Linked DNA regions of Homo sapiens: region 2 is linked to region 1. Evidence: read pairs that join two places in POLR2A ChIA-PET (ENCODE). Cell type or tissue: GM12878. All regions are shown on one strand. Each heading gives the region's core, and the rest is flanking DNA. Links, peaks and the distances in the headings are about the cores only. Region 1 has its middle 26 kb from the start of TMSB4X. Region 2 overlaps LOC107985656 (a long non-coding RNA gene).

The links. Peaks named below come from ENCODE experiments on the same cell type or tissue, not always from the same donor. Only the 100,000 strongest peaks of a DNase experiment are listed, where the experiment ranks them.
Region 2: POLR2A ChIA-PET joins it to region 1 with 5 read pairs; 2 of 35 experiments call an interaction of 5 or more read pairs at or near these places.

What each region holds. Positions count from the first base shown.
Region 1 is chrX:12,998,674-13,003,073 of GRCh38, forward strand. No RefSeq gene overlaps it. Among named protein-coding and RNA genes, the nearest start is that of TMSB4X, 26 kb to the left of the region's middle. In GM12878, for the core only: no CTCF peak of the experiment used is centred there; DNase peaks (open chromatin) are centred at 977 and 1,888; H3K4me3 peaks cover 1,009 bases; H3K27ac peaks cover 4,000 bases.
Region 2 is chrX:13,667,018-13,671,417 of GRCh38, forward strand. It overlaps LOC107985656 (a long non-coding RNA gene), which reads left to right. Exons shown (of 3, transcript XR_002958816.2): 2 at 667-1,708; 3 at 2,813-3,513. Among named protein-coding and RNA genes, the nearest start is that of TCEANC, 16 kb to the left of the region's middle. RefSeq lists enhancers at 1,943-3,142, 2,180-2,319. In GM12878, for the core only: no CTCF peak of the experiment used is centred there; a DNase peak (open chromatin) is centred at 2,484; H3K4me3 peaks cover 1,368 bases; H3K27ac peaks cover 2,834 bases.

The sequences.
Region 1 (4,400 bases), core at 283-4,282:
TGGAATTCCTGAAAAGGCTGGGGCTTTGGGCTCTCTTCTATTTCTATCAGAGTGAATAAAAGAGCTAGTTATTCTAAAGCTTTATGGAAAAGGCAAGATAAAGAGGGGGGAGAGAGGGTGAGAGAGAGAGAACTGCATCAATATACAGCAACATTCTGAGTCTCATTGTCAAGTATTGGCAAACTATCCTAAGTGACATATCCAGATGTGGCTCAATTTCTCATAGAAATTTTTTTAGAGGGCAGTAGGAACCAAGAGACTATGGGGTAGGTAGATCATGTCTTGCCTTGCCTGAGGATCCCTGTATATAATCTATTTTTATCATTAAATAATAATAGAAAATAGAATCGTAGAGGCAACCATCCAGAAGTTTCCAAACATCCAAGTGTTTGACATTATGGAAATATATAGATACAGACTTTCTGGGCTTTACATGGGCTTGTTATCTATCCTTATTTTTATTTATTTGTTTATTTATAGGTATTTACATGGAGAGGGTGGGATAGGTGCATCATGAACCAACTTAATTCATTCAACACTCATTTATGAAGCATCTATTGTGTGTAGGATACTGTGAATGTCACACAAACGAAACACAGGAGCCCTCTGGCTTTATTTGCAATCCTATCCCAGAGACTATAAAGCTTGGAAGAAGCATCATTCAAAGCCATATTGACATCCATCCACATCACTCAGCTTCTGGAAAAGTGGGTCAAAAATATTCAATGAGTTACCCAATTCTCGAAGAGAACAAGAGTGAGATAGAATTCGTTGGTAATTCAATAGATTTCGTTAACTCAATTTCCAGTTTACCAACAGCCAAACCAAAGGCTTCTAAAAGGAGTAAGTCAGCTCTCTGACCTACTCTGATCATTTCTGTGTCTTTTGGAGGAAAAAACAACCAGCCCAACTGCTCTTAGTAAGGAAAACTGCAACCCGCCAGTCAGATGCAGATTTCACCTCTGAACCGAGTGTTTGGTTTCACCTACACACTTCCTGCCGGGTGCTTTGCTCATTCAACGTTCAACAGCTGTATCTTTCCCAATTCGATTCATCTCACTTTCTTTTTGGTCATCAGTGGCAAAACAGTATAAAATACCTTTATTACTATCTGACGCTCAGCGTTATACCCAAGATTTATCTTTTTAAAAGCCAAGAGACCATTGCATTTATCAAAAGGAGAGTAGTGGGTGCCACTGGGGGCTCATATTGCCAGTGGATATTGTGAATTACATTAAGAAGATCTGAGAACAAATGTCTTCTGATATCACCTTCTCATATTTGATTACCACTATTTCATGAGTGCCTTTTATTTTCCTTCTAAACATTTGTGGCATTGTTTTTTTTTTTAAGCAACAGCCAACCTAATATATATTATTTGTGCCACGTGTGGTATTATTGCTAAGACACTCTATGCGGGTTCTGGTGCAATTTTAGTCTTATATTTCTGAGTTGTTAGAGCCATTTAAGTAGCTTGCCTATGGGGGAATCCTTAAAACAGCTCTGAATACCTTAGAGAGGTACATTTTAAGTAAGGCTGCATCATCATTTTGGCTATGAGAGTTCCTGGGATGTGGGGGAAAGGATGTTAAATCAGAACCCTCACATTATTTAAATGTTTTCATGAAGGATATAATCAAGTGTGCCTCTTGATTCTATTTGAAGATGTGCCAAGCGGCAGGGGCCCTCTTGACAAAAGCGGCCAGGAAGTGACTTTTTACTCCCCAGCGACAGCATTTTCAAATTGCTCTTTTCTGCTCAATAAAGGCTAAAAAGGAAGTGAAACCTTTTGTCATATTCTGCACCACTGATTTTTTCCAGACGAGCAGAAATGCCTGCCTGTATATCCTTCTAAGGACTGGCTAAGAAAGGGTGGAAAATAACAGGCAAGAAATGTATCTGTTTGAGTGTCTGTTCTTTGGTTTGGCTATGAAGTAAAACCCAAAAACGACATTGAATTTGGCATTGGAAACTGCAGTGCCATTGTTGCTTTGGGACTGGCTTAACAAGCCCACAATATTCTAGAAGCATGTGCCCGTCCCAGGAGCCGACTCAGCCATTTCTCAAACATGAAGAGGACTGGGCCGTGCAGTCCTGTTTCCTCTTCCTGATCTTTGTAGTAGTTACAAGCTGAACAGAAACATGCAAATAAAAATCGAGAACCCTAAAGAGTAAGAAAATCATTTCCAGAAAGACTGATAATAAATTTCAAGCCATCAGCTCAAATATCACTGATTTAAGTGCATTTGTTCCAGCTCTTTTATAGAATGTGAGGTTAAATACACAAACTTGATATTAGAGTTGTCCCTGTACTAATTCCCGCATGCGATTCTTTTAAAAAGAAAAATAAAATAGAATGATTTTTAAAAATCTCATCTAGAATGAGAAAACATAAAGTGCTTTTGGCTTTCCTTTCCCTGATTTTGAAGGGCTTTTTTTTCCGCTTTTCCTTTACTTCCCTACCTTAAAGATGTTTAAATTTAAGCCAGGTGTGAGCTCTGAGAGAGATCGAAGCTGCATTTTATTTACCTTTGTAGCTCAGACAACCAGAAATGGTAGCGTTAGTATTTGTGGAATGAGTCTTCACCTGACTTATCCTGAAGGGATGCATCTTCTACTTAGGATAATGTTAGATTTGAATTTTACAAGATCCTGAGTCAGTAGTCTGTCATCCAGGCTGCAGTGCAGTGGCACAATCATGGCTCACTGCAGCCTGGACCTCCCAGGCTCAAGTGATCCTCCTACCTCAGCCTCCCAAGTAGCTGGGACTATACGTGTGCACCACCATGCTCGGCTAATTTTTACATTTTTTGTAGAGAACAGGTCTCACTACGTTGCTCAGACTGATCTGGAACCCCTGGCTTCAAGTGACCCTCTCACCTCAGCCTCCCAAAGCGCTGGGATTACAGGTATGAGCCACTGCACCCCACCATTATCATTATTTTAGAGTGTACTCCTACATATAGATATAAAGTTAAGTGTAAAACAGCCTCACGCAGGTCCTTCAGGAGGTATCCAGAAGAAGGCATTGTTATCATAGGAGATGACAGCTCCATGCCTGTTACTTCCCCTGAGGACCTTCCAGTGGGACAAGCTGTGGAGGTGGAAGACAGTGAGATTGACAATCCTGAGCCTGTGTAGGCCTAGGCTAATGTCTGTGTTTGTGTAAAAACACACACAAAAATAAAATAAAAAGTTTGAAAATAGAAAAAAGTTTACAGAATAAGGATATAAAGAAAGAAAACATTTCTGTACAGCTGTACAATGTATATTTTAAGCTGTTATTACAAAAGAGTCAAAAAGCTAAAAAAATTCGAAGGTGTATAAAGTAAAAACGTTACAGTAAGCTAAGGTTAATTTATTATTGAAGAAAGAAAAATATTTTAAACATAAATTTAATGTAGCCTAAGTGTACAGTGTTTATAAAGTCTACTGTAGTATACAGTCATGCCCTGTGCCTTCACATTCACTCACCACTCACTGACTCACCCAGAGCAACTTCCAGTTTTGCAAGCTCCATTTGTGGTAAGTGCCCTATACAGGTGAACCATTTTTTATCTTTTATACCATATATTTACTATACTTTTTCTATGTTTAGATATACAAATACTCACCATTGTATTACAGTTGCCTACAGTATTCAGTACAGGAACATGCTATACAGGTTTGTAGACTAGGAGCAATAGGTTATACCATCTAGACTAGGTGTGCAGGAGGCTACACCAACTAGGTGTGTGTAAGTACCTCTATGATCGAACAATGATGAAATCACCAAACGATGCATTGCTCAGAACATAGCCCCATTGTTAAGTGATGTGTGACTATAATTACACTACTGGGATTACATTTGGGAGAAGTAAGGTCTTCCTTTCTCTTTTTATGAGTTGGAAGATGTATTGAGAAAATCTGCCTTCAGCTGCTATAGTGGTGAGGTGGTGGTAGTTCTCTCTTGCTTCCTGTTAATCATTTACATTTATATGGCCTATTACAACAAAACATTTCAAAGAACCTCATAAACGTGAGGATTGATTCAATTAAACTGTACTTCTGGTCTCTGGGATGAATATGACAATGTTTTGTTCATCTCAGAACTGGAAAATTAAGGCCCAGAAGTTGTAAAGATATTTCTCATTCCAAATTCTGCATATATATATATTATATGAATAAATAATTCAAGAGAGTGAGGAAAAATCATATTTTTTTCTCCTTTGAGCTGGAAACAAAAACCCTTTGTACAGATTTTGATGATTCTTACTTCCTCCAAACCTTAGCTTTATTCATATGTTCTGCAAACTAAACCACCATTATGAAACCAACTGAAACTGTGATCACAGGAGGCCATAAATAAATTAGCTAAAGAATTAAAATCCTCCTGGTCAGGGATTAAGCCTTTTATGATC
Region 2 (4,400 bases), core at 45-4,044, 670 kb after region 1:
AGCACTTCCTGTGATGAGAGGCTCCTTTCATTCGCCACTACCATTCTAAATACCAGTCAGGAAGCCTGCAGCTGGCAGTGCTCCACTGCTTTGGCAAGGGCTGGGCCTTCATCTTCTGGGTCAGATTGCTTTGTTATTTATAACTTCCCAGTAAATGCAAAATATTTTACTAAAGTAGTTATTTTTGTATCTCTCAGATACTGTAAGTACCTAGGCTTTCAGAAGAGCCCCACAATCAGAAGGGAGACCAGATGACAACCTCATATAGTCCCATTTGCATTATTATTTAAAACTGGGATTCCTGGCCAGACGTGGTAGCTCACATCTGTAATCCCAACACTTTGAGAGGCCAAGGTGGGAGGACCACTTGAGCCCAGGAGTTGGAGATCAGTCTGAACCCCGTCTCTACAAAAAATATAGAAATTAGCCAGGCGTGGTGGTGTGTGCCTGTAGTGTCAGCTACCCAGGAGACTGAGGTGGAAGGATCACCTGAGCCCAGGAGATTGAGGCTGCAGTGAGCCATGATTGCACCACTGCACTCCAGCCTGGGTGACAGAGACAGACCCCATCTAAAAAATAATAATAATAATAGATTTCCACAAATGTTAGCATGCATCATCAGAAATGCTCTGTGTTCATGATTGCACATTGCTTTCACTTTTCCAGGTGCCGGGAGCAAAGAGATGATTAAGACACCATCCCAGGCCTCAAGCCCCACGAAACGCAGGGGAAGCGCCATGCTATGCAGCCAGCAATCGTTTTACCTTTTAAGAGCTCTGAGAGAGACACCCACTGGAAAGGGGTGCAGAGGACCCCAGAGGATCAACTAACCCAGTGTGGGAGGGTCAGGGAAAGCTTCATAGAGGCCGTGACCCTTAGGGCAAATCTTGAGAGGAAGATGGCCAGGCAGAGGAAATGGGAAAGTCTGTTCCAGCACCATATTTGCTAGATTCTTGGCACTTTATGTATAGCATCTCCTTTAATCTTCACAACTACCCTGCTGCACAGCATTTTAGAGGTGAGGAAACTAAGGCTGAGAGAGATTAAGTTACTTGCCCAAGGGTACACAGAGACAAAGCCAGGACTAACTCATAACAAAGTGGGTAGGTTTTGTTTATTTTGCATGTCAGATTGCTTCTAGAAATAACAGCAGGCTTCCTATTAATTCCAGGTGAGGTCCTGCTATTTTATAATTGTGGTTTGTTCTTTCAATGCCAGGAGCATGTGGTGTATGGATCCCCCCTTACACCAGTACTGTGCACTCCTCCTGATGATGGAGAGATTGGGAGGGACCACCTGGCTAGGATTGCTGGCTCTCCTGACACCTTCTCGTGGCATCCATGTGGTTTATCCAGTTTTCTGAAAAGTAAGTAATTTTTAAAATACTGAAATTTGACAGTATAAGAACATGTTGCTTTTTAAGGGATATTTACATGTTTATATATTTTTATGAATTTGAAGACTATAAATATATAAATGCAGTTTCAGGTATCATTTCCTATAAAATATAGGGCCTTTCTTTTCTTTTCTTTTCTTTTTTTGAGACAGAGTCTCACTCTGTCACCCAGGCTGGAGTTCAGTGGCGCGATCTTGGCTCACTGCAACCTCTGCCTTCCAGGTTCAAGTGATTCTCGTGCTTCAGCCTTCCAAGTAGCTGGGATTACAGGCATGCACCACCATGCCTGGCTAATTTTTTGTATTGTTTTTAGTAGAGACGGGGGTTTCACCATGTTGCCCAGGCTGGTCTTGAACTCCTGGCCTCATGTGATCCACCTGCTTCAGCCTCCCAAAGTGCTGGCATTACAGATGTGAGCCACCATACCCCGCCAAATATAGGGCCTTTCTATCTTCATGTTCTGCCTGTATGATCTAGGAAAATAACAATCAATTATGAAAAAATAGTTATTTAGAATCCTTTGTTAAATTATTGTAAGTACCCTCCTGGACAGAGAGTCAAAAATAGAATTAAAATTAATTTGTTGGACATACTCTTGCTTTCTTTTAAAATGTAAATGAGATACAAATAGGGGTAGGTTCCAAGTAGTCATTAATCTTTTTCAAATGGTGGCAAATTTTTTTAAAAAATCTAAAACAACCATGGTAAAGTTACATATCCAATTAATAAGCAAGTTAAAACTTCACCCATTCAAAAACTTCTTTACTTTTTATTTTTGGAATATACCATATTCACTTTTGAAATGCAGGTAAACAGATACAGGTAGCTCCCCGGCAGCTACTTTTACAACTTCAGAGTGATGTCATAACTCACGAAATTCCCCTTTGTAGACTGAAACAAAAAATTCAGAAATTTCCAAGGTGCCGGTGAGGCCCTGAGTCATCTGGCTGGATTCCACCTAACGCGCCTATCTGTGAATGATTGAAGACAGAGCTGCAAAACCAGTTTCAGTTTGTTTTTTTTTCTCTAACCACAGCACACCCAGGCACTTGTCCAACAGTTTCCCACGTAGCTCTTCCCCATGGCGTGTGACTTCATGTGCGTGTCAGTTGGGAAGAGCTAAAAGTCAAAGTTCACCCATGTCTAGCAGAAAAGGACTTGAAGATTTTACATGGACTGTGTGTTGGTGTTTATGAGTCCACCAGGCCATCTTGTTTTGTCTTATCTTTTCAGACCGAGGATTTCTATTCCTTCAGTTTTGTTTTCTTTCAGCAGATGGGCTTTTGTCCCCCAGCTTTGTGAAATCTCACGAATTGCTCAGCAGAAAGTTTCCAAATGACTTAGTGGATTTTTATGAACATTTAAAAATGAGGCTGAATGCGGCGGCTCAGGTCTGTAATCCCAGCACTTTGGGAGGCTGAGGCGGGTGGATCATCTGAGGTCAGGAGTTTGAGACCAGCCTGATCAACATGGTGAAACCCTGTCTCTATTAAAAATACAAAAATTAGCTGGGCGTGGTGGTGCGCACCTGTAGTCCCAGCTACCTGGGAGGCTGAGGCACAAGAATTGCTTGAATCCGGGAGGCGGATGTTGCAGTGAGCTGAGATCGTGCCACTGCACTCCAGCCTGGGTGACAGAGGGAGACTCTGTCTCAAAACAAAAAGGACATGGGGGGTTCTTTTTGGGGGTGCTAAAAATGTTCTAAAATTGGTGGTGGTGATGGATGCACATGCTAAACATCACTGAATTGTACACTTTAAATGAGTGAATTGTATAGTATAAATAATATCAATAAAGCTGTTACCCAAAAAAATCAGATGAATGGAAGGAAGAAATTGGAGAGAGGGTCTCTATTGGATATTTATCTCAGTGAGTCATTCTGAACCTTAGTCCCAATTTATACATGCTCGTAATGACAGTCTTTCTCAAAGGGGGCTTTCTGGAGGCCCCAGCCACATCACTGACAGATAAAGAGTGAGTCTCCCAATGCCTTCAAAGTTGTCAGGGCGGTTTCCTGGGCTCTAGCATTTGCGGTTCTGCATAAAACCTGCTTTCACACAGCTCACAGGGCTCAACGGGGATCCCAAATCATCGGTCCTTGTGTTTCTTCCCCATTTCTCAAGCTACAGATCTGAGCTGAACTATCAATGATATTAAACCCCTGGAAAATAAAAAATCCTCTAGAATCAACCCCAAACAGTTGACATTTTCGTTCCCAGTAAGAGTTATACTCAGAAAAGAATTGTAATAACCACAAATGAAATCAGCCCTGCACTCTCGCCCTTCATATTGAGGCCCTGGGATCAATGGCATCAGCATCACCTGGGAGCAAATACCAAAACAAGGGCCGCATCCCAGACCTACTGAATCCCAATCTACATTTTTCACCAAGTCCTCAGCCATCAACTGCATATTAACTGTCCACAGCAGCTGGCCCTACGAAGTCTGCCTTCCTGCTTATACCTTTGGATGAAATGCCTGAGTTCCTAGCATGGAAACTAACATGGATCTCTCTGATTGCCTCGGTCACCAATGACCTCCACCCTCTACGTCACTAAATTCAGGGGACAGTTCTCAGCCTTGAATCCTATCTACAGCATTTGACATGCTTGCTTCCTTCTTGAGAACATTTTCATGTGGCTTGCAGTAGGTTACACTCTCATTGGTTTTCCCTGTCACTGGTCACTCTGTTTCAGTATCATTTGCTGGTTCATCTTTCCTGACTTTTTAACTGGAATGTCCTGGAATGTAATCCTTGGACCCCTTCTATCTACATTCACTCCTTTGGTGATCTTCTCTAGTTCCATGGCTTCCTGCATCATCTCCATGCTAAGGACCTCCCCGCTGTCTATCTTCAGGCTTGCATCTCCCCCTCAGAATTCCAGATCCAGAAACCTAACAGTCAACTTGACAACTCTACTTGCATGTCCAGTGAGCATCTCAAACTTAACATGTTTAAAATCAAGCTTCCAATCTTCTCTCCAGCGCCTCCTTCTCCACTGAA